Linked DNA regions of Homo sapiens: all the other regions are linked to region 1. Evidence: read pairs that join two places in POLR2A ChIA-PET (ENCODE). Cell type or tissue: GM12878. All regions are shown on one strand. Each heading gives the region's core, and the rest is flanking DNA. Links, peaks and the distances in the headings are about the cores only.

Evidence for each region. Peaks named below come from ENCODE experiments on the same cell type or tissue, not always from the same donor. Only the 100,000 strongest peaks of a DNase experiment are listed, where the experiment ranks them.
Region 2: POLR2A ChIA-PET joins it to region 1 with 7 read pairs; 7 of 35 experiments call an interaction of 5 or more read pairs at or near these places.
Region 3: POLR2A ChIA-PET joins it to region 1 with 8 read pairs; 2 of 35 experiments call an interaction of 5 or more read pairs at or near these places.

What each region holds. Positions count from the first base shown.
Region 1 is chr1:160,803,462-160,812,669 of GRCh38, reverse strand. The region is part of intron 2 of LY9 (lymphocyte antigen 9); the gene reads right to left. Among named protein-coding and RNA genes, the nearest start is that of LY9, 12 kb to the right of the region's middle. In GM12878, for the core only: no CTCF peak of the experiment used is centred there; no DNase peak of the experiment used is centred there.
Region 2 is chr1:160,721,216-160,732,209 of GRCh38, reverse strand. No RefSeq gene overlaps it. Among named protein-coding and RNA genes, the nearest start is that of SLAMF7, 13 kb to the left of the region's middle. RefSeq lists enhancers at 4,917-4,966, 5,007-5,106, 4,698-5,441, 5,817-5,966, 5,442-6,184. In GM12878, for the core only: a CTCF peak has its summit at 5,212 (motif pointing left); a DNase peak (open chromatin) is centred at 5,188; H3K27ac peaks cover 2,700 bases.
Region 3 is chr1:160,635,177-160,646,170 of GRCh38, reverse strand. It overlaps SLAMF1 (signaling lymphocytic activation molecule family member 1), which reads left to right. Exons shown (of 7, transcript NM_003037.5): 2 at 8,642-8,980. Among named protein-coding and RNA genes, the nearest start is that of SLAMF1, 6.4 kb to the left of the region's middle. RefSeq lists an enhancer at 5,442-5,601. In GM12878, for the core only: no CTCF peak of the experiment used is centred there; no DNase peak of the experiment used is centred there; H3K4me3 peaks cover 4,808 bases; H3K27ac peaks cover 4,727 bases.

The DNA of each region.
Region 1 (9,208 bases), core at 2,956-7,955:
AATTACTGTTATGGGTTTCTTGTTGATCTTTCCAGAGGTATTCTAGATATAGACAGATATATGCATACTTTACACACTGTTTTGAACCTTAAAAAATTAACAATATATCTTGGAAATTATTGTACGTCATTTGTCAACACATGTGGAGTTGATTCATTCTAATTCTATTAACTGCACAGAATTCCGTTTCCTTAATAGATACAGAATACCCTACAAATCAATGAAAACGGTCAAATTATCTGATAGAAAGATGGTGTTATGAGCTAAACTGTGTCTCTGCAAAGTTTAGATGTTGAAGTCTTAACCTCTAGCACCTCAGAATGTGACCGTATTTGAAGATAGAACTATATTTGGAGATAGAAGTAATTAAGTTAAAATGGGGCCATTAGGGTGGGCCCTAGTCTGATATGAGTGGTATCCTTATAAGAAGATGAGATTAGAGCACAGACAATATAGACAGAGGGACACCCATGTGAAGACATGGAGAGAAAGTGGCCATGTGGGAGCCAAGGAGAGAGGCCGCAGAAGAAACCAAGCCGCTGATACCTTCATTGGCCTCCAGAATTGTGTTCTGGAGAAATGTGGAATACGTTTCTGTTGTTTAAGCTAGTCAGTCTGCAGTATTTTGTTATGGCAGCCCTAGAAAACTAACACAGATTTTGATACCAGAAGTGGGATGAAGCTCTAAAAATCTAAAAATGTGAAGTGGCTTTGGAATGGGCTGATGGGTGGAGATTGGAAGAATTTTGAGGTGTGTGCTAGAAAAATCCTAGATTGTCTTCAAGAGACTCTGGGTAGAAACATGAATGTTAACGAAAATTTGGGTGAGCACTCAGAAAGAAAATAGGAACACTGCAGGGAATGCTGCTATTACCTTAGAGATATACATATGTGATCATGAGCAGAATGTTGGTAAAAATATAAATATTAAATGTGTTGCTGGTGAGGTCTCAGACAGAAATTAGAAATATGTTACTGGAAACTGGAGGAAAGGGCATACTTGTTGTAAAGTGGCAAAGAACTCGGCCACGTTGTATTCTAGTGTTTTGTGGAAAGCAGAATGTTTAAGTGATAAATTTGGGTACTTAGCTGTGGAGATTTCTAATCAAAGAGCTGAAGGCACTGCCTAGTTTCTCCTTGCTACTTATATAAAATGTGAGAAGAGAGAGAGAGGTTAAATAAGGAATTGTCAAGCAAGATGGAGCCAGAACTTAAAGCTTTGAAAAAATGTCACCTATTCATATTGCGAAAAACGAGAAAGTGTGTCTGGAGAGAACACAAAGATTGTGGCTTGGCAATGTTTGCTAAAGAGGTTATGAGATTTGACCACCTCAGCAGAAATGCTGCCAGTCTGGACTGTAAGGGACAGAGACAGGACAAATGAAGGAGTGTGTCAGGCTTCTGGGATTTTATGAAATAAGTCAATACAGCTGTACAGCTGCAAATATGTATTATCCTTCAAGAAAAGGGAAGAGTGACCCCACAGGCAGTTCAGAAGTAGGCAGAGCTGCCACTGCCACCATAGGCCTAGAGGGCACAAGCCTTGGGTAGGGTGAGGTGGTTTCCTCCTTGGTTCCAGGGGGCAGAACTGCCGCTCAGGGCCAAGGAGGTGGGGCTGCTACTCCAGTGGGCCCAGAGGATAGAGCACTGAGCCAAAGAGTATTATGCTTGAGCCTTAAAATCTAATGGAATTTACCCTGTTAGGTTTTGGACTTGTTTGGGACCTGTGACTTTTTTCTTCTTCCCAATGTCTCTCTTTTGGAATGGCAATGTCTATTCCATACCTGTTCCACCATTGAATTTTGGAGGCAGATAACTTCTCTGGTTTTGCAGGTTCACAACTGAAGAAGAATTTTGCCTCAGGGTGAATCATATCTCAAGTCTCACCCATACCTGATTTAAATAATATTTAGATGGATTTTGGACTTACAGTTGATGCTGGAATGGGTTAAAACTTCTGGTATTGTTGGAATGTGGTGAATGTATTTTGCATGTGAGAAGGACATGAATTTTGAGAGGCCAGAGGGTAGAATGTTAGGGCTGAATTCTGTCCTCCCACAACATTCATATGTAGAAGTTCTAATCCCGAGTACCTCTGAATGTGACTGTATTTGGAGACAGGGCATCTAAAGAGGTAATTAAGTTAAAATGGAATTGTTAGGGTGAACCCTAATACAGTATGACCGATGTGCTTATAAGAAGAGATTAGGACATAGACAACACAGACAAAGGAATGACTGTGGGGGCACAGTGAAAAGGTGGCCAACTACAAGCCGAAGAGAGAGGTCCCAGGAAAAACCGAACCTGCCAACACCTTGAACTTGGATTTCTAGTCTCCAGAATTGTGAGAAATAAATTTCTGTTGTGTAAGCCATCTATTCTGGGATATTCTGTTATGGCATCCCTATCACACTAATACAGATGAGTAAAGAATATTAATAGAGAGTTACAGAAAAGAGAATACAAATGGCTATTCAATACATGAAAAGATGGCTAGACACAGTGGCTCACGCCTATAATCCTAGCACTTTGGGAGGCTGAGGAGAGTGAATTGCTTGAGGCCAGGAGTTCAAGATCAGCCTGGCCAACATGGCAAAACCCTGTCTCTACTAACAATACAAAAATTAGCCAGGCATGTGGTGCATGCCTGTAATCCCAACTTCCTCGGGGGCCAAGACGGGTGAATTGTTTGGACTCAGAAGGTGGAGGTTGCAGTGAGCTGAGATTGCACCACTGCACTCCAGCCTGGGCAACAGAGCAAGACTGTCTATCAAAACAAACATAAAACATAAAACATGAAGAGATGCTCATCTCATTCATAAGAAAAATATAAATTTAAGCCATGAAATACTATTGTAACTACTCAATTTATCAACAAAGAAATGTTTGACAATACTTTGTTATTGAGAATATAAGGAAATGGTGTCTCTCAAACATTGCTGGTGGGAGGATTACTTGATAACACGGAGGGAAATTCAGCAATATCTAGCAACATTAAAAATGTATATACTAAGCTAGGTGCAGTGGTGCCTGTAATACCAGCTTCTTTGGAGGCTGAGGTGGAAGGATTGTTTGAGGCCAGGAGTTTGGAATCAGCCTGGGCAACATAGTGAGAACCAGTCTCTACAAAATAAAATAATAATAAATAAAAATTGAGGATTTTAAAGCCAGGCATGGTGGCACATGCCTGTAGTCCCAGCTACTTGGGAGGTTGAGGGAAGGGGACAGCTTGAGTCCAGGAGTTTGCGACTAGCCTGGACAACAAAATGAGACTATGTCTCTATGAAATACTGGTAATAGTAGTAGTAATAATAATAATAATAATAATAATAATAAATTCAGGATTTAAAAGCTGGGCATGGTGGCAAGTACCTGTAGTCCCAGCTACTTGGAAGATAGAGGCAGGAGGATCACTTGAGCCCAGGAATTGGAGGCAAGCCTAGGTGATGTAGTGGGATGATGTCTCAAAAAAAAAAAGAATGCATATACCATTAGATTCAGTAATTTGACCCCATATATATATTCTAGATTTATCCATCAGAATATAACCTAGTCACATAAGCGTGAAAAGATAGGTGCACAAGAATATTCATTGCAGCATTGTTTATAAGAGGAAATATTGGAAACAATATTTCTATAAGCAGAAACAATATTTCTACAAGTAGGAGACCCGTTACATGAATTATGGCGATTATATAACATGTAAGGAATTTACGGGTGTGTCTTCTAATTTTGACATCTGTGTATATGGAATTAGGTGAAAAACGATCAATATAGTAGTCATATTTATCCTAGAGAGAGAAATTCCTGGAGAAAAAGAATGTCTGTTTTTAAAAATAAAAGATCAAGAGAAGGGGCTTCGAAATGGCTGACTAGAAGCATTTAATGCCTACCTCCTCTACTTAGAAGAACAAAAGTAGTATACAAACAGTCATATTTCAAATACATTTTCCAAGGGAGAATGCTGGAATTCAACAGAGATGTGACAGGAAACACTAAAAGCAGGGAAGGAGAAGGAACAGAGACAGCCTCCCTGGCTGAGATCTGCTGGGAGCTGGGAGTGATTTCCCAATAGAGGTGAGCGAGAGACCTCCAGTGGCCCACATCCCACTGCAGAATCATGCAGTCCTGGCCACATGAGACCCCTTTGACCCTCCCAATCCCTGAAACTACCATAGGGAGCTGCTGGGAGACTGTGGGGCGGAACTGCTCCAGGGAGGGAGCTCCTGCTGGGTTCCATACTCTTTCTGAGACCTCTGCAGTTATAGTAAGGGACCATTTTCAAACTGAGCCTTTGGCAGAATGCACGCTGTCCTGGGGCCCAACAGTGCTGGGTCTGAGGTGTTAGGAAAACTAAAACTGTTGCTGCCAAGACTAGAGTATGGATTGGGAGCACTCTGCAGGTAGAGCTAAGTAGCAAGAGAGGTGTGGGCTGCAGTTTCTGGTCCTAGGAAGTGAATGCTGCTGTGACTGAGACTGGGTAAAGTAGTGGGCTGTGAGCTGCTGCTGCAACTTGGTTGCAAGCTGGGCAAAAGCTCCTGCAGCTAGTGCTGGCTTGGGGGAAGCCCTCCTAGGACTGAGGCTGAGAGGGATGCATATTCCCCATCTGCCATCCAAGGCTGTGGCCACTGAACCTGGCCTCACCTTCTCCAGTGGCAGGGCCTCACGGTGGCGGCTACTGTCCTCACCTGAGCACTCTGCCTGGGGCCTGAGGATGGCCCTGCTTCCACATACCATAGCTGGTGTTTGCTTTCACCACTGGGGGGCCTGAGTGCAAGCCCACTCAGCCTGGCTTCCCCCTTCCCCCTTGGAAAGAGAACACATAGGCCAGCATCTTGGGGATTGCCCAACCCAATCCACTGCCTTGGGCACCTGAGCATTTTTCCACAGGGGCCTAGGGTGGGCCTAACTCCCAGCCACTACCACCTACCTGCAAGTGCCACCTGTGGTCCTGGAGACTGGTCTGCCCAGGCCATTGCAGCCACCATCAACATCAATGCACACTGCTTGGGACCCAGAGAATCATCCCACTACTGTCATTCCCCATGCCACACTGACTGCCAGGGGGCCTGAGAGCCTGCTCACCACCCTTCAGTCCACTGCTGCCATTATCGGTATCTGAGCAAGCCACCTGGAGACCTAAAAATCGACCTGCTGATAAGCATAAACACAAGTGACAGCATACACTGCCTTGAGGCACAAAGATAGGTATGCTGCCACCACTGTGGCCTGATGACTGGCCCACTTGACATTTCAATCCTCAGCGCAACTTCACCACAGCCTCTGCTAATAAACACACTCTGACCTACTGAGGAAATCACAGATACCACTAATGTTATTTACAGCCAAATAAATCATACAAATACTATACTACTGCATGCACCCAGAATCAAAGCCAGAGTGCCCTACCCCAACAACACAATAGACACATATTCAGGAAAAAGACCTCCCCATGAAAGTAACTTAAAAAAATAAGAAGAAGCTCAGTGAGATACAAGAGAATTCTGAAAAACAATACAAAGAAATCAGAAAAACAATTTTGGATATGAATGACAAATTAACCAAAGAGATAGATATTTAAAAAACAGAATGAATAGAATTCTGGAATTGAAGATTTCACTGAAGGAAATACAAAATATACTTGAAAGCTTCAACAATAAACTAGATTAGGCTGAAGAAAGAATCTCACAACTTGAAGACAGGTCTTTTGAAATAATTCAGCCAAACAAAAAATAAATAAATAAAAAGAATAAAAAAGAATGAGCTAAACCTTTGTTACATTTGGGACTTCATAAAGTGATAAAATATTCAAATTATTTCATCCCTGAGGGCAAAGAGACAAAGAGCTGATTAGAAAATGTATTTAATGAAACAATAGCAGAAAACTCCCCAAGTCTAGCAAGACTCTTAGACATCCAGATACAGGAGGCTCAGCAATTCCCAGGAAAATACAATGCAAAAAGATCTCCATGACACATCACAGTCAAACTATCTAAAGTCAAAGAGTAAATCATAAAAACAGTAAGAGAAAAACATCTAGCCACCTATAAATGAAAGCCCAGCAGGCTAATGGTGGATTCCTCAGCAGAAACTTTGCAGGCCAGAAGAAAATGGAATAATATATTCAAAGAGTCAACCAAAAATACTATATCTGGGAAAATTATTCTTCATAAAAAAGGAGAAATAGCGTTTCCCAGACAAGCAAATGCTGAGAGAATTTGTTACCACTAGATGGGGTCTTACAAGAAATGCTCAAGGGAATCCTAAACCCAGAAGCAAAAGATGACATTTACCATGATGGAAACACACAGAAGTATAAAACTCATTTGTAAAGCAATCACACAAAGGGTGAAGAGAAAGGACTTGAATGATGTCACTACAGATACCCACCAAACCACAGTGACAAACAATAAGAGAGAAAGAAACAAAGAATATATGAGACAACCAGAAAATAATTAACAGTATACAGGAAAAAGCTTCACATATCAATAGTAACTCTGAATGTAAATGGATTAAATTATCCATTTAAAAGATGTAGAATGGTGGAATGGATTTAAAAACATGATCCATCTATATGTTAATTACATGAAAATTCACCTTAACAGTAAAGATATATAGACTACAAGTAAAGAAATGGAAAAACAATTCCATGCAAATGGAAACCAAAAGCAAGCAGGAATAGCTAGCTATATTTATATCAAATAAACAAACTTTAAGTCAAAAACAGTAAAAAAAAAAAAAAAAAAAAAAGACAAAGAATGCCATTATGTAATGATGAAGGGATCAATCCAGCAAGAGGATATAACAACTCTAAATGTATATGCACCCAACACTGGAGCACCCAAATTCATAAAGCAAATATTACCAGAGAGAGAGTGAGAGTAAGAGTGTGTGTGTGTGTGTGTGTGTGTGTGTGTGTGTGTGTGTGAGACAGAGAGAGAGAGACTGCAACAGAATAGTAGTGGAGGACTTCAGCACTCCACTCTCAGCATTAGACAGAGCTTCTAGATGGAAAATCAACAAAGAAACATTGGATTTAAATTGGAGTTTGGACCAAATGGACCTAACAGATATTTACAGAACATTCTATCCAACAGTTGCAGAATATACATTCTTTTCATTAGTAGATGAAGCATTCTCCAGGATAAACTATTTGTTAGACCACAGTACAAGTCTCAACAAATTTTAAAAAATTGAAATCATATCAAATATCTTTTCAATCCCAATGGAATAAAACTAGAAATCAATATTAACAGGAACTTTGGAAATGATACAAATACATGGAAATTAAACAACATGCTCCTGACCATTGGGTCAACAAAGAAATTAAGATGGAAATTTAAAAAAAGTTCTTGAAACAAATGAAAAAAAAAACACAACATACCAAAAGCTATGGAGTACAGCAAAAGCAGTGCTGAGGGAAGTTTATAGAAATAAATGCCTACATGAAAAATGTATAAAGATCACAAATTAATAATGTAACAATGAACTTTAAGGAGCTAGAAAAGCAAGAACAAACTAAGCCCAAAATTAGTAGAAGAAAAGAAATAATAAATATCAGAGCAAAACTCGATGAAGTAGGGACTAAAAAAATGCAAAGAATCAATGAAAGAAAAAGTTAGCTCTTTGAAAAGACAGACAAAATTAATAACCTGCTAGCTAGGCTAATTAAGAAAAGAAGAAAGAAGACCCAAATAAACAAAATCAGAAAAAGTGGAGACATTACAACTGACATTACAGGAATACAAAAGACCAAAATCCAAAAGACCGTCAGAGACTATTATGAACAACTATACTCTGACAAACTGAAAAGCCTAGAGAAAATGGATAAATTCCTAGAAACATACAACCTACCAAGACTGAATCAGTAAAAAATAGAAAATCTGAACAGACACCAACGACAAGTAGTGAAATTAATCTGTAATAAAAAAGTCTCCCAACAGAGAAAAGCCCGAGACTGATGGAGTCACAGCCAAATTCTACCAAATATACAAATAATAACTAATATCAATCCTCCTAAAACTATTCTTAAAAATCAAAGTGGGGGGAATTTTCCTTAACTCATTCGATGAGGCCAGCATTATGCTAATACCAAAATCAGACAAGGACACAACAACAAAAAGAAAACTACAGGCCAATATTCCTGATGAACATAGATGCAACAATCCTCAGCAAAATACTAGCAAACAGAATCCAACAGCATATCAAAAAGATAATACATGATCAAGTGGGATTTATCCCAGGGATGCAAGGATGGTTTAACGTATGTAAATCAATAAATGTGATACATCACATCAATAGACTGAAGGATAAAAACCATATGATCATCTCAATGGTTATAGAAAGAGCACTTGATACAGTCCAAATCCCTTCCTGAAAAAATTTCTCAACAAACTAGGCATAGAAGGAATATACCTCAAAATAGTAAAGCCCATATATGACAATTCCACAATTAGCATTGTACCAAATGGGGAAAAGCTGAAAGCCTTTCTTCTGAGAACTCGAACAAGATAAGGATACCCACTTTCACTACTTTTATTCAACATAGTACTGAAAGTTCTACTCAGAGAAATTAGGCAAAATAAAGAAATAAAAAACATTCAAAGTGTAAAAGAGAAAGACAAATTGTTCCTCTTTGCTGATGATGTAATTTTTTTTTTGAGACAGGGTCTCATTTTTTCACCCAGGCTGTAGTGCAGTGGTATAGTCATGACTCACTGCAGCCTCAGCCTCCTGGGATTCAAGCAATCCTCCCACCTCAGCCTCCAGAGTAGCTGATACTACAGGCACATGCCACCATGCCCAGCTAATTTTTGTATTTTTTTGTAGAGATGGGGTTTTGCCATGTTGCTCAGGCTGGTCTTGAACTTCCGAGCTCAAGCAATCCACCTGCCTTGGTCTCCCAAAGTGCTAGGATTACAGGTGTGAGCCACCACGCTTAGCCTGAGGATATGATCTTATAACTAGAGAAACCTAAAGACTCCACCAAAAAACTCTTAGATTTGATAAATGAATTCATTAAAGTTGCAGGATAGAAATCAGTGTACAAAAATCAGTAGCATTTCTATACACCAATAATTATTTAATCAAGAAAGAAATAAAGAAGTGAATCCGGTTTATAATAGCTATTAAAAAACCCTAGGAACAAGTATAACCAAGGAGGTGAAAGATCTCTACAAGGCAAACTACAAAACACTGATGAAAAAAT
Region 2 (10,994 bases), core at 3,092-8,091, 81 kb after region 1:
AAGCCACCCTTAACAGTACTGTAAACAACTAGTGTAGTTTTAAAAACAGCATTTCATGCAAATCAAAACCACAAGGAGATACTATCTCATGCCGGTTAGAATGGTGATCATTAAAAAGTCAGGAAACAACAGATGCTGGAGAGGATGTGGAGAAATAGGAATGCTTTTACACTGTTGGTGTGAGTGTAAGTTAGTGCAACCATTGTGGAAGACAGTGTGGCCATTCCTCAAGGAGCTAGAACCAGAAACACCATTTGACCCAACAATCCCATTACTGGGTATATACCCAAAGGATTATAAGTCATTCTACTATAAAGACACATGCACATGTTATGTTTATTGCAGCACTGTTCACAATAGCAAAGACTTGGAACCAACCCAAATGCCCATCAATGATAAGATTGGATAAACAAAACGTGGCACATACACACCATGGAATACTATGCAGCCATAAAAAAGGATGAGTTCATGTCCTCTGCAGGGACATAGATGAAGCTAGAAACCATCATTCTCAGCAAACTAACACAGGAACAGAAAACCAAACACCTCATGTTCTCACTCATAAGTGGGAGTTGAACAGTGAGAACACATGGTCACAGGAAGGGGAACATCACACAATGGGGCCTGTCGGGGGGTAGGGGGCTAGGGGAGGGATAACATTAGGAGAAATATCAAATGTAGGTGATGGGTTGATGGGTGCAGCAAACCATCATGGCATGTGTATACCTATGTAACAAACCTGCACGTTCTGCACATGCATCCTAGAACTTAAGAGTATAATAATTTTTAAAAAATAGCATTTCAATAATCACTTGTTTTTCAAAACGCCCATAATTAGAGTATGTTATATAGCAAGCATAGCAGTCACCTTCTTTTCATTTTTTAACTTTTAAGTTCAGGGATGCAAGTGCAGGTTTTTTACACAGGTAAACTTGTGTAATGGCTGCATAGTATTCCATGGGGTATGTGTACCACATTTTCTTTACCTATTGATGGGCATTTAGGTTGATTCCATGTCTTTGCTATTGTGAATAGTGTGCAGCCACCTTCTTATGAATGTGATTTTGCACTCAATTATCATCTAAAATTATTCTTTAGGCTAGATGCGTCATACCTGTAATCCCAGCACTTTGGAGAGGCTGAGGAGGGAGGATTGCTTGAGGCCAGGAGTTTAAGACCAGCCTGGGCAATGTAACAAGATCCTGTTTCTATAGAAAAATTTAAAAAAATAGCTCATGATGGTGGTGGACACTCGTATTCTTAGCCACTCAGAAGGGTGGGGCAGAAGGATCACTTAAGCCCAGGAGTTCGAGGCTGTCCTGAGCTATGATTGCACCACCATACTCCAGCCCTGGGTGACAGAGCCAGACTGTCTCAAAACAAACAAACAAAACCCAACAACTATCTCTGTAAAATAACTAAGTTTGACATTAAAACGTGAAATAGAGAACTTTAAATTTTAAGCTAAAAAAAGTACAGGAATATTTGAATACCTTACATATATACATATACATACATATATATATATATATATTTTTTTTTTTTTTTTTTTTTTGAGACAGTGTCTTGCTCTGTCACCCAGGCTGGAGTGCAGTGGCATGATCATGGCTCACGGCAGCCTTGACCTCCCAGGCTCAAGTGATCCTCCCACCTTAGCCTCGTGGATAGCTGGGACTACAGGTGTGTGCCACTATGCTGGGCTAATTTTCGTACTTTTTGTAGAGATGAGGGTTTCCCTGTGTTGGTCAGGCTGGTTTCAAACTCCTGGGCTCAAGCGATCTACCCACCTTGGCCTCCCAAAGCGCTGGGATTAAAGACGTGAGCGACCGTGCCTGGCCACTAATATATTTTAATCACTATTTAACCAAAGTTCGGACATCTTGAATAGAATACTTCTTCCAATTTTCTGTGAAATATTTATACTGATGTTAAAGCCTTCCTGAGAATGCATGTAACCGTCATAATTTAATACTTGAGACTCATGGACACCAGCCACAGACCTGATAAACTATTATTTTCCTCCTTGACTGGTGGATACAACTGCTGCAAGAACTAAGATATAAGGCATGGTGTTAGACCAGCACAAAAGGAAGATGATATGTTTACTGGATCATGTAAGGAATTTGCCTCCTGAAAATATAACAGCATAATCAGAATTATAAAAAGTTCTTCTCAAATAATGGAAACAGTGGAGGGTAACCAAGAGAACAGTGTAATAACTGAATGCAATTTAATCTCTTACAGTACATTGCCACCACCACAGAAAAGTAGTTTTAACTTACTTGTTATGAATCCCCACCTCTGATGATCGAGTGTGCCTGCAATTCTGTAAGATCCAAAAGGGGAGGAGGTGATGGTACCTCTTTGTGTACTCCCTCAACCTCCAGAAAGAATCTTCAAAGTTTAGTCAAATGTGAAATTAGTGGGTATTCCTCAAGAAATCTCTCACTTCTAACATTAATTTGCAAGTTCAGGGATGATACGGTTTGAATGTATGTCCCCTCCAAATGAAATGTGACCCTAGTGTTGGAGATGGGACCTAATGGAAGGTGTTTGGGTCATGGGGTTGGATCCCTCATGAATGGTTTGGTGTCCTCCCTGCAGCAATTAGTTCACACAAGAACTAGTTGTTTAAAGAGCTTGGAACCTCCTCCCCTCTCTCTCTTGCTCTTTCTCTTGCATGTAGCGTGCCTGTTCCTCCTTCACCTTCTACCATGATTGGAAGATTCCTGAGGCTCTCACCAGAAGCAGATGCATTTGACCCATTTATAATTTCTTCCACAGAACTTTATGTTATCTGGCTCTCCATGGTACCACTCCTATTGTCTTTCTCTACTGACTCTATTTACCATGTTCATTCTTATTACCTCATCAGCCTCGCCTTCACCGTTCATAGTTCTGTCAGCATTTTGGTCATAATCACTTAACAAGTCTCTAAGAAGTTCCAAACTTTCCCTCATCTTCTAGTCTTCTTCTGAGCCCTCCAAACTCTGCCCACCCCAGCCCATTACCAGGTTCCAAAGCCACTTTCACATTTCAGCAATTGCTTTACAGCAATGCCCAACTCCTCAGTTCTATTTTTTTTGTATTAGTTCAATTTGCATTGCTATAAAGGAATACCTGACACTGGTAGAGCCACTGGCCACTTATATCCTGAGCCTGTAAAAGCTGCAGGCACTCAACACCATTAACATCTTAATTCCTCAGATTCTTTAATTTCCTTTAAAATGCTCTAATTTTCTTTCTTTCTTTCTCTCTTTCTCTGTCTGTCTATCTATATCTATCTATCTATCTATCTATCTATCTATCTATCTATCTATCTATCTATCATCTATCTACCTATCTATCTGATGGAGTCCTGCTCTGTCTCCAGGCTGTAGTGCTGTGGCACGATCTCAGCTCACTGCAACCTTGGCCTCCCGGGTTCAAGCGATTCTCCTGCCTCAGCCTCCCGAGTAGCTGGGACTACAGGTGCGCACCAGCACCCCCAGCTAATTTTTGGATTTTTAGTAGAGACTGGGTTTCACCATGTTGGCCAGGATGGTCTTGATCTCTTGACCTCGTGATCCGCCCACCTTGGCCTCCCAAACTGCTGGGACTACAGGTGTGAGCCACTGCGCCTGGCCAAAATGCTCTAATTTTCTTTCTTCTTTTCTAGTAAATCTTTGTCAGTCTCATTTGCATATGCCTCATCCTTTGCCATCCCTTAAATGTTGGTATTACCAGGGGATTCCATCCCCAACCTCCTTTCACTTTACATATTCTTTCTGAGTAAGAATTTGTGTGCCATAATTATTTGCATGCTGGCACATAGCACAGGTCTCTCTCCTGAGCCCCAGATACATATATTCATCTGCCTCTTAGATATCTTAATCTTAATATATTCAAAACTGAACTTATCATCTCTCATGTCCCAACTTGTCCCTTATCCTATCCACTGATGCAACCACACAAGCCAGGAACCAGACTTTTCCTCTTCCCTCTTCCTTTACCCCCATATGCAACCAGGTATCAAGTTCTGCTCATTCTGACCCCTGCCCTTCACACCACCACCTCTGCTTCAGCCAAGTTGAGCAATAATGAAGGCCTTGGCTGGATCCCCCCAATAGCCTTAAAATGTCCCCCCTTGTTTGTGGTCTCATTCTCCTGTTTACCAGAATATTCTTTTTAAGTTGTGAACCACAGTATATCACTAATCTGCTCAAAACCCTTTAATTAGCTCCCTTCACGAGCCTTCAGGATAAAATCTAAACCCTTCATCATGTACACTAAAACATTAGTGATCTGGACCAGTCTGGAAACGGGACCTGCTTTCTGTATCCAGTCTTTATTTCAGCCACACTGAAATATCCTCATTTTCCTGAACTGGCCAAGTTCTTTGGGTAGCAAAGGTATAAAAATAAACCCTTTGGCCGGGCGCAGTGGCTCATGCCTGTAATCCCAGCACTTTGGGAGGCCGAGGCAGGAGAATCGCTTGAACCCAGGAGGTGGAGACTGCAGTAAGCCGATTGTGCCACTGCACTCCAGCCTGGCAACGGAGTGAGACTCCGTCTCAAAAAACAAACAAACAAACAAACAAACAAACAAACAAACAAAAAACCCTATTGTTATTTGATTTTTTTGTGTGTATAAAAAAAGATTTTACACATGTTCATTACAAAGACCTCCTCTGATCATACACAGTTTGCATTAGGCACCCTTTCTATGTGACACCACAGTTTCTCATTTTGCAGCTTCTCAATGTTTTGCTTCTCTGTTTTCTCCATGAGACTGTGAGTTGCTTAAGAGCAATATTATGACTTTCATTTCTACATCTCCAGATGCAGCTCAAGAAATATCCAACAGGGAGAAAGGAAGAGAAGTGGGGATGAGAAAAAAGGAGGAGAGAAATGGAGAATTTGGCTTCTGCCTCCACTAAAATGGCTCTCATCATGGCCAAGGTGGCTACTGACTACACAATTGCTAAATGAAATGGAAGCACTTTTTGTTAATCTGGATATAGTCTTGAAATTTTTGCTCTCAAATTTTGAGACCACCTTCTCCTTGCTATCTGACTGATCCTCCTTATTTTCCTCTTCAGGATCCCTTTTTTCTATTGTCTCTTAAATGTTAAATTTACCCTGGGAAATCGTCCTGAGTCCCTCGGGTCTTTTAGTCTCCCTGGGGAATGGCCTCCAAGCTGGAGCCTACTCAGGCAGTGTTGTACTGCCCCCTCCTGGTATAACTGAAAAGCAGGTTAGTCGCTCGCCACAGTTAACAAGAACGAGGCCTGGCACAAGAAAAGTGAATGTATTTCCAAAACAAGTCTGGGAGGAGGGCAGGAAGTATCCTCCTTTAAATGTGCCACTTTGCCTTTGGAGCAAAAAGTGAACACTTTTATAAGGTAAAGGAAGAAGTGAGCAAGGGCAGGGGGGTCTCCCTGCTACTGGGCAGTTAAATACTGAACAGTTGAGTTGGTGCCTTCCCGGGCAGAAGTAAGTTGTAAAAGTGACCAAATAGGCATGCTTTCCACATGCCTTTCTGAGGCAACCGCCCGAAGGGAGGAGTTCCATAAGGACATGCTTTGATCTGCAAATCAACAGATCTGTCTTGGAGCACATAGGTGAACTTGCCCTGTAGGGAGTGTCTGGTGAGAGGTTATTTTGCATTTCAGAAAGGGCTAAGTAGGGAGTAGAGGGAAAGGGAAAAAGAAAAAAGAAAAGGAAAAAAAAACACATAACAACAATTAAATTATCTCTTAGAATAATGGGGGCACTTGGTTACATTGGAACCAGTGATAAGCCAGCCAGGAATAGTAGTGGCCCTAGTCCTAGTGGGGTTGAAAATAGGTTTTATTATTCTATGCTGACTAAAACCTCAAATGACTCAGCAAAAACACTGGGCAGTAGACCTTCTGAACACTCACGACCGGAGGACTATAGTCCTCTGACTGGGCTCTTCAACCTCCATTTTCTTTTACCCTCTGGAACCTGGAGCTCAGAGGTGGCAGGTGTCATTTTTGCATCTTAGTTTTAGAGGTGGTGAATTCGTATGGGTTTGCAGCAACCTCAATTACTGTCTCTTCAGAAGAAAAAATTCAACCATGGGGCATAAGGCAGAGGGAGAGAGCAAGGCAAGCTTTAGAGTAGGAGTGAAAGCTTATTAAAAAGCTTTGGAGCTGGAATTAAAATCAAAATACATTTGGAAGCGGGTGGCTTGAGAGACCAAGTGCACTGTTTGACCTTTGACTTGGTGTTTTATATGTTAGCATGCTTCTGGGGTCTTGCATCCCTTCTCCCCTGATTCTTCCCTTGGGGTGGGCTGTCTGCACACGCAGTGGCCTGCTAGCCCTTCGGAGGGGCTGCGAGCACAGTGTGTTCACTGGAGTTGTATGCATGCTCACTTGAGGTGTTCTTCCCTTACCATTTGAGTGTTCCTAGAGGAAAGTGATATACCAGTTAAATGCTGCCATTTTGCCTTTTAGTACGCATGTGTGAGCCCACTCGCCCAACTCCTGAGATCTTAATGGGAAACTGCTGATCACCAGCTTTGGGTTTTGCTTTATCTGTTGGGAGACTGCCTTTCCCTCATGCTGGCTGTGACTATTATTTTAGAGAGACAGCTTAACAACTGTCTGACCATCACCTGATGGTTACCTGACATTCCTAGGGGGTATCCTCTCCTGCCCTGCTCATGTCTGCCTGACTACCTACTGTAACATTCCCCCCGTCAAGAGTCCAGTACCCCAAATTTTGGGGGAAAATGGACAAACACCAGTCTTCTGTAAACTGCTCCCTGCTCACAGAGGGCCGGTGGTTGTTGTTCTGTGAATCTTGGCCTCCTGCTAGCTGTTAGGGCAGGTGACTCTGTGGGTTCATGAAAGCAGTTTCCAGCCAAGTCCAACAGAGAAAGGGGCAGGATTTAACCTCTGTCATGTCCCACTAATGGGCAGTGTAAGGGTCCAGTGTAGAAGGATAACTCTTGAATGTTGAGAGGATGTATTCCTCACTGAGGATCATCTGGAGCTTGATGCCCTGGAGAGGAGACAAATCAGGTTATTAGATATAGAAGACATGGACCAAAAAGGACAAGTAGAGATGTCAAAATGAAACAAGGAGGTGAGGGCAGCTCCAAAAAATCTTGAGGCTGCTGACACATCCAGGTAGCTGGTGGTTACATTCATGCCTGCTAAGACTTGCATGCCTGGGGTTGCTAGCCAATTCCAACAAGTGCCCAGTGTAGGGGGCACACAACAACATATTCAAGCTTATGTACAAGGCATTTGAGGTTGAAAAAATAACTGAGGCACTGTGTGTGTGTTGTTTGTGCATGAGACTATAACTCCTTGACCCTGAAAACAGGACAAGGAGCAGAATGTGTGATAAGGGGCGCTGAACACAGCCTCCTAAGAAGGCGGTTTGAGTGCTTTTAGATGTAATAAACAAGGCCATATGTGCCTCATGTCACGACTGCAAAAAGCCACCTGGTGGATGTCTTTTGTTGGTCTGAATTGTAGTTTAACAAGCCTCTCAACAGACACTTGGTGGACAGATCTTGGAGCAGCACTCCCTCGAGGAGCTCCTCCCTGCCCCGTTCAGCTGTAATTGTCTCAATACTTATTTCTCGGCGTTCACTGCAGAGCAAGCTGCAAGTGGTGACTCCGATGTGATCGCCTTGAAATTACTCGTGGAGCAGGATGACATACCAATCTTCAGGGAATACCGATAAGGGACAGTCCTGACCCATTTTCTTTTCTTTTCTTTTTTCTTTTCTTTTTTTTTTTTTTTTTTTGAGATGGAGTTTCACTTTTGTTGCCCAGGCTGGAATGCAATGGCGTGATCTCGGCTCACCGCAACCTCTGCCTCCCAGGTTCAAGCAACTTTTCCTGCCTCAGCCCCCTGAGTAGCTGGGATAACAGGCATGCGCCACCACGCCTGGCTAATTTTTTTTGTATTTTTAGTAGAGACGGGGTTTCTCCATATTGGTCAGGCTGGTCTCGGACTCCTGATCTCAGGTGATCTGCCCGCCTCAGCCTCCCAAAGCGCCGGGATTACAGACATGAGCCACTGCGCCTGGCCAGTCCTGACCCGTTTTCAGGAGGACAGGACCTATGTGTATAATACCAGGGCTCGGGTTACCACGGGTGAGAAGTTGACCAAATAGCAGAAAGTATTTTTTAAAATGGTGAGACAATTGCTTAAGGCTATCCAGTGCACCAGAGAGTCTGAAGCTTTGCATACGCTTACGCTTTTAGTTCGGCAGGAATGCCCTTGGTTCCCTAATCAAGGAATATTAGACTTAAAGTCATGGGAGCAGGTGGGTGGTTGCCTGAAAAGGGGATTTGAGCAGGGCCATTTTACTAATGTTACCATTTTGACCACCTGGAGTATGATCTGCGTTATACCCCCTTTATATGTCAGATCGTGGTAAGTCAGACCGCCCATTTTCTCCACCTGAAGGGAATTCAGAAATTTTAAAGAGAAAAGAAAAACAGGAACAAGAACAACAGGGAGGAGCTCCTCCCCCCACTTCACTCCCTTCTGTGGGGCATAAAGAAAAAACTTTTTCTAGTGATGAGGATGGACTGGAGCTTTTTTCTCCCCAGTAAAAAAGCCATTGCCCTTACCTGTCTCATAACCCCTCTAAACACATACAAAAGACCACAGATTTAATAGCTTCTCTTCTTGTAAAGGAATGCTGACGTTGCATCCAATTGTCAGAATATGACCCTGCTACTCTTTTCCTACCTTTAAGCAAGTAATAGTTTCATACTCTCCTAGCTTGTGATCTTGATTAGCAAGTAGCAATGGCCGACTGTATTGGTGACATCAGCTTCCATTTATCAGCCTCTAAGCTCCTGAAGGTTTTACAAATGTGCCTGTTAAATTTGTATCTATTGTTGTCTCTAAGCCCTTGCTTCATGCCACTATTGTCTTTACAGATGGCTCAGGAAAAACTAGAAAGGCACCTATAGTGTGGCAAGATGCCATGCAAAACTGGTAGCACAAAATCCAAGAACATTTCAAAACCACACAACGGGCGGAATAAAGTGCCCTAATATTGGCCTTACAAACTTTTCCTCATCAAGACATAAATATAGTTAGTGATTCCGCTTATGCAGTGGATCATATTACTCATTTAGATCTTGCATATGTGAAGAGCATTACTAATGAACCCCTACTAGCTTTATTTCTCGAAGCACAAGAGTTCTTCTATGCCTGTTGTCACCCTCTTTACATCACACACAATCCCTCTCATTGTAGGCTACCTCGTCCCTTGTCAGAAGGAAACGCTTGAGCCGATGCTCTGGTACAACCACAAATGTGGTTTGCAGACTCTGCTGCCTTTTTGCGAGCTCAAGCTAATCATTCCTTTTTTCACCAGAATGCCCACAGTCTTAAACAACAGTTTCATTTGATGCTCGCTCAAGCTCGCATGATCATTAAAACCTACCCTGATTGCGAATGACATTCTCTATCCGCTTTTTCCTTAGGACTTGGTGCCAACCTACAAGGTCTAGTACCTAATGCTATTTGGCAAACTAATGTTACTCAATATCCACCCTTTAGATGCTTCAAATTTCTCCACGTTACTGTAAACAGTTATATGGGCTTAATACATGGTATCCCCCAGACCTGAAAAAAAAACTAAAGATGCGATTGCTCATCTTTTTGAATCCATTATGACTTTAGACCTTCCACAAACTATAAAAACTGATAATGGACCTTGCGTTTTAGTGCTCAATTTGCATATGCATTGCAACTTTGGCACATACAACACAAAACCCAGATTTAAAATATGAATCCAGGTTATTACATGACTCAACCTTCTTGTTTCTTCTGACCTGCAGCCAGAGATTACTGGTTGGTTCAAAGGGATAAGCAGAGTTAACTTAAAAACAACTGATGAGACTAGAATCTAATAACAGGTGTACCATCATTTTTGAAACATAATTTTTCTCTCTCTAGTCCTGATCTTTATTAAAAACAAATTACAATAGGGCAGATTTGTTTGTAAAATAAGCTTTAGTATTATTATACTTGGCTTGTTACTTGCATAAAGCACAGCAAGAGTAATTATTTGCCATATAGGTTCCTATTAAAATTGTCTTTGATAGAACTTTGTTTCATAAGGAATTTCAGATAAGATGTTTTTAAAGCCTGGAGCCCAATTATGGGTTTGTGCCATCAAATATCTATATTAATTGAGTAAATTTCTCTCCTTTTGAGGTCCCAAGATAACTTGGGTCTCCTGGGCCTGTCAGAAAGTGACATTCTTTACTTACTACAGGACTGGAACCCTGTACAGGGACTGTGTAGATAAGGTATGAGGCCAATTTTCCCAAAGAGCTTTTATTGGCTTTATAAGTCAAATTTGATTCTTTAAAGGAAAGCACACCATTCCAGTCAAAGCCTTGGTAAAATATCCAGTTTCTCCAATTGTGTTTTGTTGCAAAAGAAAACAGATTCTTACTGTACTTATGCAAATAACTATATTGCCATAAGTTAAGAATACTCACAAGTAGTTTCCAAATCCTGGAGAAATCCAGTAGAGAGAAATATGCTCTAAACTTTGTTTATAGGAGTGTACTTTACTCAATTGTTAAGAGCTATAAATAGATGGATTATTTCAGTGTTGTATTACTTCAGTCCATGCAGTTAACTTCTGTTCTGCCTGATACTCATAAGCATTTCAGGTATCCATGAGAGTCCTAAAAGTTTTTCCTTTATTCTACTGTCACAGTCTCCAAAGTTATTAAGAATCTGCATTCAAGAGCACCTGTCAGAGTTCTATAGATGATTATAAAACCACCTTCTAAGGGGATAAAAACAAGACAACAATTGTCTATATAAATAATAAGAAGTCTTAGGGCAGCCACAGTCAAAGACACAATTGACCAAGAAATTTGTTACCTCTGTGGCACCCAATAATTTAATGATTATAATTATTACTAATAATATACACTGTTATATCAGAATTATAGGAGTTTCACATAATTTTGGAATATGTACCAA
Region 3 (10,994 bases), core at 2,418-7,417, 170 kb after region 1:
TACCTTTGGATCTGGACTCTGTTCCTGTCTTTCTGTCTATCTTCTTCCCAAGGCAGGCTATTGCTTTCTGTTTAGAAGTATCAGGGCTATGAGAAAAGGTATTTGAGAAAGAAAAAGCCAAGCAAGAAGTGGACTTTGGACTGCCTGTGTGAGTGGGGTGAGAATCTCCTTCTGCTTATTTGTTTAGACTGTGGGAGGTAGCCTGGAGTAGAAGAGGTGGCATTACGGACACGGGGGGAAATCCTGAGGCCCAGGGTGTTTTAAGCTTGGGGTTTTCAAGACCGCAAATCCAATATGGACTTTTCCAGGAAAAGCACCGTGATATGCCAGGGATGTGGGGGTGCTGCACAATGGATGTGTCTTTTACCAGACAGCCAGACGAACAGGGCTTGCTCAGCCCACTTTCTTTTGGAATCTGCAGATCCATGGCTCGTACTTCCCAAGGTCTAGGGGAGGAAGAACTGAGCTCGGGGCTCAGAAAACCAAATCGAGCCACTTTAAGTGGTCACAGGGAAAGCCAAGCCTCCGTTGTTGCAACCAATTTGTGACTGCACCATTTCTGGAGCACCTCTTGGTGACTGTAAGGTGTGATGGAGTGATGGTGCTGAACTGTGAACTGGACTTTTCCATCTCTGTGCTTGCTAGCCTCTTGGCCAGCCTGGCCCATAGCATCTTAGGCACTGCTGACCAATAGCTCGTCTTATTGAGGCTTTGGAAGTCGCCGGTCAGGGAGAAGCAACCCAGCCCCACAAGGCAAGTCTATCCAATCGGAGGCTGCTCACTTCATTGCATGTTTTCTTCTTTGAATCTTCACAAAAGTTTTTCAGTGTTTTTATTTTTAAATACACACCCTTTTGTGAAGCCCCAATAAAACCCAGACAGAAATGCTTTGCAAATGGGGCAGGTTAGTCATGACAGATTTGCCCAAGCAAGAAGCTTGATTCTTGTAAAACTGGCATCCACTCCCATTCTCATTTCTACTCAGCTCAACTTCTAATTCCCAGTCAGAATTGTAAAAATCAAAAAGTCCACATGTCCCTTCCCCAAGTAAAGTGAATTTTTCATTTCCCCCGATGAGATTTGTTTTAATAGACTTTATTTTTTAGAGCAGTTTTAGGTTCACAGCAAAGTTGGGCAGAAAGAACAGAGATTTCCCATATGCCCTCTGCCCCATACATACATAGCCTCCCCTATTATCAATATCCCCCACCAGGATGGTACATTTGTTATAATTGATGACCTTATGTCAATGAGTTTTTTTTATTCCTCCATGCAGTTCCTCTGCACCCCCTTCACACACTTTGGGGGAAGGTGAGGGACAAGTGCGTGGGTTCTAGACTTGGCCTAACCTTGCGTGTTCAGTGGCCCATTCTATCCCAAGATGTCAATCTAGGCACTTCTATTTCTCAAAAATATTAATACTGTGATGTGATGCTGTCACTTTCACTGTCTCCCTCACTGGACTGGAAATCAGAGTATCAGGGCTAATTGGTTTAATCCATAGATTTGACTTTGAATGATCCCATTCAGCAACTATTAAGGACACATGATGTGGCAGCCACTGTGCAAGGGTGCAAGGTGTGGGGAAAACAAAATGAACAACAGCCACTGCCCAGCACCTGACACTGTGTCTGTACTGAGAGCCTGTCCACAAATATTTGTTGAGTGAATAATACTGGTATATACTGCATACTTGCCATATACCAGGCACTGTTCTAAATGCTTTATGTGTGTCAGTCATTTCATTTTCACACCAACCCTATAAGAAATGTATGTATTATTGGTACCATTACAACTTTATAAATGAGGAAAGGGGCACAGAGTAGTTTAGCAATTTCTCTGCGCTCACATAGCTGCCTGACTCCAGAGGCCTCAATGAGTAAAACTGGACAAGCCTATGTTTGGGAAGCAGGGGTGGAGAGAATGCCAAAATTTGTATCCAGGTCCCATGGTAAAAATTAGAATGTGCTATCTATAATTGAAAAATATGAGTTGAATTGAATTGGAATAAATTGAAGTATAGAAATGTCCAAAAGGTGAGAGACTGATAAAAATCACAGAAGAACGTAGAGGGCATATAAGAAGTATTTGACCTGGAATTTGGAAAATGAAAACTTTTTTTCATCATGCAAATGTTCATTTAATTTTTTTTTGTTAACTAGTTTGTTTATTGATTATCACATCTATAAAACATGTCATGTCTATGAAACTTCAACAGTACACAAGAGTATTTAGTGAAGACTAATTTCCCTTCCATACCTCATGCTGGAGGCAACCACTGTGACCAGTTTCTTGTGTGTCTTTCCAAATGTATAGGTCTTCGTGTTTGATAGATCAGTACGGTGACTATAGTTAACAATAATCTATTGTACATATCAAAATAACTGGAAGAGAATAATTCAAATGTTCTTAGCATAAAGAAAAGAGAAATACTCAAGGTGATACATATCCCAATTAACCCGATTTGATCTTTACACAACATGTGAGTGTATCAGACAGCACATGTGCCCTGAAAATATATACATCTATTATGTATCAATTTTTTAACATGGCAGAGAAGAAATCAGAGATAAAGAGGGTGGGGAAATAAAACTTCTCTCGACTTTTCAGTGTCCTGGTGAAGAGTACTAGCTCTGACATTTTTTCATACCATAAGAATTAAATCTGTAGTTATTTGCATAGGTAATTGCTCTGATCCAAACGAATAATAAAATTTTTCCCGAGAGGAGCAAATGGTTATAGCCTGAACAAGGTCCCTAGGTAGAGCGCCCAGGGTGCCATGAAGCCTGGAGTCACTATCTTCCTAAGCAGGCCAGCATAAGCTTGTGCCATCATTATGCAGCATGCAAGAAGGAATGAGCCCCAGAACTTGGAGTCAAGTCCCAGGACTTGCCATAAAAGCCAAGACATGTAACGGACTATCTGGCTCCTGGAGAGATTTATCTACCTACCAAAGTGTTGGAATAAGGAGCAGACCTTTAAGACGGGGAGGGGGGATAGCTGCCTCCTCCCTCTTTTATAGGTAGGGAAAATAATTTGTCCTTGTTTCTTACCTATGGAGTGTCTGTTTACTCACATAGAGCAATTGACCTTGCTCTTATCACATCATCCTAGGGGGAAGTGGGGGGCCAAAGCATTTACTATTTACTGTGAGTCATTTAATAAGAAATTTAACTCTAATCCAGTATATCTCATGTGCACATTTGGGATAAAGTTAATAAAAATGAATATTAAAAACTTAGCCCCAAATAAATGGGTCCGATGGGCTTGATTTTTATGGAACTTGAGAAGGAGCGTTCTAGAAGGAGGCACAAATGCAGAGGTAAAGGGTTTCAAGTGTTCTTGGCAAGTTGTCTGTTGTACCTGAAACCTAGGGTTTATATTTAAGGCACTTCCATGTCCTCAGCTGGCAAGTGGGGAAAAGGGTCCCCACCACTTTCTTCCATAATATACCTCTTAGGGATACTATAAAGGCAAATCAGAGTACATTCTGCTTTTGGAGGGAGGAGAACTTGGACTCTGTGTTGTCATTTGCTCATTTTTCATTCATCCCATTCTGTTTTATTAATTCACTTGGGCAACAAGGATTTACTGAGCTCCTACTATGTCCCAGGTGGGTGTTAGGGATACTGTAGTGAATAAAACAGACACAGTCCCTACTCTTGGAAGCTTATAAGAGTGGGGGATTACAGGCATTGAACCAGAGTTGAACACGTGATGAATGATATGAAGGAGTGCGTTCATTGTCCATTGGAAGTCTGTGACAGGAAAACCCAACCTAAGTCAGGAGTCAGGAAAGTCTTCCCTATGAAAGAGATGTCAAAATGGAGACCAGAAAGATGGAAGTTGTTAGCTAGGCAAATAAAGAGTGGTTATAGCCTCTAAGGCTAGGGAACGTACATACTAATAGTCTAAGATAGAAAGACCCAGCAGTGCCAAATAATAAAAATAGGACTTTGACTGATGGGGATACAGTTTAAAAAGCAAACACAGACAAGATGTCTTTTCTTTCTGAGCCTAAATTTACCAAAAGAACTGTGGGGTCTGTAAGTTCTGTTCCTTCTGTACCTGAAAGAATACTGTAGCAAGATGCTAAAAGCACATATGAAAGTGTCAGGGCTAGGCAAAAAAATATAATACAATAAAACAAAAAGAGTTATCATTAGGTAGAAGCCCATCTTGTGAGAGGGTTGGCTAAATCCTACTATTAATAATTTTTGACCAAACTCCATAGGCCCATGTGAATCACTCATTTTTCGAAGTAGAATTACCCATGAAGGAAAGTGAGTTGGTGTTAACAGCTACAAATGTTTCCTCCCAGACTCTTTTAGTAAATAAGGGCTGGCTGAATCACAGACACACTGGAAAACACTCATCTAGCAGGATGTTTCAGGAGCAGGGACGCCACTCGAGGGGTTTTATGAACCACTTTAAAGCCCCCACTTATTTTTCCACCTTGTGCTTATGTGAGGGTGATCTCAAGTACCCCCTCCAGACCCCAACACTCACACACTCAGGTATTGCGTCATCATTCTTTATGTGGGTTGTGGGGTATAAGGGTCTCTTCCTGATGAAGTTTTGGTTCCACTCCTCATGACTGAGTGTGCATAAAACCACTCAGCCTCTCTCATCTACCCCTCCCTTTTCCTCTTCCTCTTTCTCCTTCTATGTTCTTTCGTTTATTTTATTTTTTTATTTTTTTATTTTTTTGGTTATTCCCTACCTCTCTTATATCCCTCTTTCTCCTCCCCCAATCAACTCCAAGTTCTGAAAGCAACCATGGCGCAAAGAGTGTGCAAGGTTAGGTGGGGAAGGAGTGCATGGGAGCCATTTTGGGGAGTGGTGGCGATGGGTTATGGCCTGAAAATGGGATTTTTTATTCTTTTTTTCTCCCTATCAAAGTTGGTCTTTAAAAATCAACACTACGCTAGCAATTTTTAATCTTGTTTTGAATCTCAGATCCCTTTAAGAGATGGCATTTATGGATGTGCTCCCAGAAAAATATGTATACGCTCATCTATACAACTTTTTATACAAAAGTCTGGAAGTTCATACTTGCACATATGGCTTTAAATTTTTTCTCATTTCTTTATACACAGAAGTTTAGGTTCAGGATTCAAGAAGTTACTCTTTTAGGTACTGTGCCTACAAGTCAGGTATGTAGCCACCAAAGGGGTCACATTATCTAGACAGTCAGGCATCCATAAGTGTGGTGGAAGAAAATCCAACATGCTTCCCAGTATATTAATGTAAAAACAACCACCACCACCACAATAACTATAATGTTCCTCATGTCATCAAGCAGCAGGGGAGAGCACTCTGTTTTAAGCTTAATATATTCGCAATATTTTAAAAGACAAATGCCTAATTGCCTTTCTCACTTTTCCTCAACAATTAAGAATTTCAATCACTCTAGGCCAGATTTTAGCCCAGATAGACTTCTTTTTCTTCTTCCCCAATCACTGAATCTCTAGTCTACTATTAGCTGAGCCCTTTACTGAGCAACATGGGGATTTCGGGGTATTTTGGTGACAAGAATATTTGGGCCAGTGTGTCCAATTTTCCAATAGCTCATCTTAGCCACAAGTCAGTTGTGAAAGAGTCTCTTCTAGGTAGCTGCATTACTTAAGCTGATGGTTCTATTTTACTCTCTGACTTTCTTATCAGCTAGAACAATCTATGCTCTCTTTGAGTCATGGGCTCCTTCTTTTATGAACACTAGCTTATGGTTAAGTTCAGATATATATATATGTGTATGTATATATATATGTATGTGTGTGTGTATATATATATATGTGTGTGTGTGTGTGTATATATATATATATATATATATATATATATATATGACAAACCTAATAACCTAAATAAGAGGCTTTGGTCAGGTATTATGGTTTTCAGCATTCATTCATTGAACAGATATTTATTAAATGCCTCCTATATACTAAGCACATAGCACCTGTTTGTAGGTCTTGGGGTCAAAATAGTGAACAAAATGAAGTTCTTCCTCTTGAGGCTTTTGCATTCTAGTGGGAGAGACAAAAATAAAACAAACAAATATACAGTATAATATAATGCAGTGATAAGTGCAGAAAGAAACACAAAGCTATTTTAGATAGATGGTCAGAGGAGGCCTCTTGGAGGAGAAACTGTTTTGAGCAGATACCTAAAATAAAGTGAAAGAATGAGCTACCCAGGTATGGAAGGGAAGAAATTCTTCAGAGAGAGGAACAGCAAAAGCAAAAGTTCTGAGACAGGAATGTTCTTGGTGGGTTTAAGAAACAGCCAGGAGCCAGTGTGGCCGTAGCACAGTGAGCAAAGAGGAGGGCAGGAAATGGAGTTGGAACAGTGCCACGGACTGGGCATGCAGGGCCTTTGAAGCCATATCAATAATGGACTATGGTTTTATTCTATCGGTGCTAGAAAGCCACAGAAATTTAAAAGCAGGAGAGAGACAAAATAGGACATGGTTTTTAAAGATGATTCCATCTATTGTATGAATGCAGGGAGATCAGCTGGAAGAAGACGGCAGTACCCAGGCCTGGGATGATGGTGGTGGAAATGCAGGAGGTGAAAAGGGTTCAGATACCAGACATATTTTGAAGTCAGAGCCAGGAGGATTTGCTGTTAAAATGAGTGTGGAGTATGGCTGGGCACAGTGGCTCATGCCTGTAATCCCAGCACTTTGGGAGGCCGAGGCGGGCAGATCACTTGAGGTCAGGAGTTCGAAACCAGCCTGGCCAACATGGTGAAACCCCGTCTTTACTAAAAATACAAAAAATTAGCAGTGCATGGTGGCAGGCACCTGTAATCCCAGCTACCCAGGAGACTGAGGCAGGGGACTTGCTTGAGCCCGGGAGGCAGAGGTTGCAGTGAGCCGAGATCGCAACATTGCACTCCAGCCTGGGCGACAGCACAAGACTCCATCTCACAGAAAAAAAAAAATTGAGTTTGGAGTATGCGAGAAAGAAAGGAATCAAGGATGTTTCCAGTGTTTTGGCCTGACAAATTGGCTGAATTATAATGTTTGCAGAAGGTGTTCTGGAACCAAGAGTTTGTTTGCTAAGTTTGAAATGCCCTTTAGACCTCCAAGTCCTGTCTTGTGTAGGCAGTTGGGAGTGCAGTGAAGGTTTTGGTTGGGAGATATAACCCTGTAGCATCCCAGAAATATGTCAGACTGTGCAATTGGGTGAGAAACTGGATGAGTGTGGATGAGAATGAGAACTCCGAGTACTGAGATGCTCCAGTATTTAGAAGTCCAGAAGAGCAGAAGGCTCCTGCCAAGAAAACTGAGCAGAGGCAACCTATATAGGATAGGAGAAAAACCGGGAGAGTATGTTGTTCCCTGAGCCAAATGATGACAGCGTTTGAAGGAGGGATGGATGAACTATGTCAAGTACCCCTGAGAAAGCAAGTAAGATAAGAACTTTGACTTGGCTTAGTGGAGTAGACAGTGACCTTGACAAAGGTGGTTCCAGCGAGCAGTGGGGAAGAACACCTGTTTATAGTGGGTCCAAGGAAAAATGGGTCTGGAAATGGGAAAAGAAACTATAAACACACATTAAAGCACTTTGCTGTAAAGGAAAACAGAAATGGAGAGGTATCTGGGGATGGACCTGGGATCAGGGGAGATAGTTTTAATATAAGGAAACTACAAGTTTATATGTTGTGTATTGATGGAAATAACCTAGTAAAAAAAAACCTGATAATGTGAGGGACAGAGGCAATTGCCGAAACAAAGCCTTGAAGTAGGTGAGTGCTCCGTGGAGGAAGAGGCTCGACTTAAGTGGGAATGTAGACCATCCATCCAGGTAGGTAGGTTGATTTAGTGGTGGTAATAAGTGGAAGTTCTCTTTTTGTGTTTTCTATTTTATACTTCAGTGAAACAAAAAGCAAAGTCGTCACATGAGAGAGGAGGGGGAAAGGCAGGTTGTGGGTTTGAGGAGAGAGGAGGTGTGAAATAATCAGCAGCAGGAACCCTCATAGTGGTTTGAAAGGCTCTTGGTATTTTTTTTTTTAACCTTGTTGTTGGCTCAGCTTTTTTGGAAAAGAGAAATACAGTAATATCTCACTGTCGACATTATTAACTATCTCAGGGTGTTTGGAGAGAGAGGATTCCACAGTTTGAACACTGGGCTTATCACTTCCTGACTCCACATTCCTCAGATTTTTCTGTTTTCCTCATGATCTGAAATGCTTCCTGGGCTCATGAGCTCAGAATCACTTTTATTTGCTCTCCATCCTTCATCCTGTATATTCAATGGTGGAAAAAACCCTGGTAGAGGAATTAGCAGAACTGAATTCTAATCCTGACTCTGCCACTTACTAGTTAGGGAAGCCATTTAACTTCTCTGTGCTTTTTAGATGCCTGAACAATAAATCTGAGTTGATAAAGACCCAGTACTCTAGTTAATCTATACAACTCTATCCTAAGTAATTTGAAGATTTCTATTGACAGTTTTGAAGTATTGAGAATATAGTGGGGATCCTCAAGGCAGTTCTTATAGACCACGAAGGACTTGGCAACCCCAGGGATAGCCAAAGAGGAAGAGGGAGAGCCTCCAGTCTGTCCTTCCTGATCTGCTGACACGATGTTGTCTAAAGGCCTTAATAATAAGGGACTCTCTTCTCCTCCCTCCCACAGGTGGGCGCATGATGAACTGCCCAAAGATTCTCCGGCAGTTGGGAAGCAAAGTGCTGCTGCCCCTGACATATGAAAGGATAAATAAGAGCATGAACAAAAGCATCCACATTGTCGTCACAATGGCAAAATCACTGGAGAACAGTGTCGAGAACAAAATAGTGTCTCTTGATCCATCCGAAGCAGGCCCTCCACGTTATCTAGGAGATCGCTACAAGTTTTATCTGGAGAATCTCACCCTGGGGATACGGGAAAGCAGGAAGGAGGATGAGGGATGGTACCTTATGACCCTGGAGAAAAATGTTTCAGTTCAGCGCTTTTGCCTGCAGTTGAGGCTTTATGGTAATAATGGCGGCTTCCCCAGTCCACACTAAAGGGCCAAGGTGCTCCTTTGACCAAGAATTTAGGTCTCTCTTAAAAGCAAAGGGTATTCAGAATTGGAAGTAACTAGAATGATCTTCTAGTTTGGGGGTATTTAAACCTGCTGCATGGAAGACGTTTTAAAGGTTGACATTTTTTTTTCCAAATTGCATATTGATGGTAGCTGATTAAGCATTAGTTACTCTTACTCCCATTTCCCAAAGGAAAGGGGCACAGCTCCTTGTGGGCTGGAGGGCCGATAGACCCAAGGATCTTGGTTTGCAAGTAATATTTTATTTGAAAATAGGATTTTTTTCTGATTAAAAGAAGTTGAATACCACAGATCAAACCCAGTCTCTCCTACATGAGGACAGTGAAATCTAACCAGAAGCGGTTAGCACATTTACACACATTTGTGTAGGTGTTTCACTGCACTGGGGGTTCTGGATAAAGATGGCTAAAATTCAGCCCACACACCACTTGTTAAGCCCTGCATTCCGGCACCAGATCATACCTACTTGGTGGAAGAAGTGCCTTTTGGCATTTAAACAAAGGCTTTGGTTATAAAGTCTTTTAGTTGCTGTACTTAAACTAGGAACCAAGTCCACCTGAATCCAAGGCCAGTGCTTTTTTGAGCCTTTTTAACTACCAGTCCCTCTTGAGTGCACCCAGGGATTGTGTCTCTTAGGCCCAGAGACTCATCTGAATTCCCAGGGATCCTGATAGCCACATGGGGCTTTCCTGCTTCTTCAAAATGACTTCCTTATCTCTGGGGATGGGACAGGAATTCCCACCTAACCAGCATTTCTTTGAAATTCTCAAATATCTAGAGGGAAGGCAGCAATACTCTCACCAATCCTCCCTCAACCCAGCATTCCCTTTCCTTCAAACAGTGCCTGCGGAATTCCCATGGCCCTCCCCCAGGTACCTGAGAGTCATTTCCAGCAGTGGCTCCAGGCACGACTGCCATGAGCGTGGAGGCTGCACATGATGCATTTTCCAAAACGGTGTGGATGCCAGACATTCTGTCCTTTGGTTCCTATGTTTCCTGTTTTTGTCACATCTTGTGATCAAATTCTTACTTTGGAAAATGTGGTCTCTGCAACCATGGCATTTTTCTCAAGCCAAAGGAAGAGTTTGGATTTTGAAGTCAGACAGACCTAGGTTCAGATCTTAACTTGGCCACTTAGAAGCTGTGAGTTGTAAGATATTCCACCTCCCTGGGACTTGGCTTTCTCATCTATAAAATGGGGAATAATTACAACTAGAGTTATAATTGTTGAGAAGATTAAAAAAGATGATGAGGTGGCTCACGCCTGTAATCTCAGCACTTTGGGAGGCCGAGGCGGGCGGATCACAAGGTCAGGAGATCGAGACCATCCTGGCTATGGTGGTGAAACCCCATCTCTACTAAAAATACAAAAAAAAAAAAAATTAGCTCAGCATGGTGGTGGGCACCTGTAGTCCCAGCTACTCGGGAGGCTGAGGCAGGAGAATGGCGTGAACCCAGGAGGTGGAGCTTGCAGTGAGCTGAGATTGTGCCACTGCACTCCAGCTTAGGTGACAGAGCGAGACTCTGTCTCAAAAAAAAAAAAAAAAAAGATGATGAATGTGAAACACCAGCACTGTGCTTGTCCTATAATAGTTGCTAAATAAGCAAGAATTTACCTTTTATGTGGCCTATTTCATGGCCTTAGAGTGGGATAGATTGATGAGGCCTATGGTTATAATTGAGGACCTATCACTATCTCAGACACACAAAAGCACTTACTACACACCCACCCACTCACTCACCCATGCGCCCGTGTACATGCGCGCGCGCGCACGCACACACATACACACACACACCCTCCCACACACATCACGATAGATGAAATCCCACCACTAAAAAGCCATTCTTTTAGGTCTAGGAAGTAACAACGTAAGCCAACTAAAAACCATGGTGGATTAGTTGACAGCAAACTCCACTGATAGGAGACAGGAGAATAGCAACTTA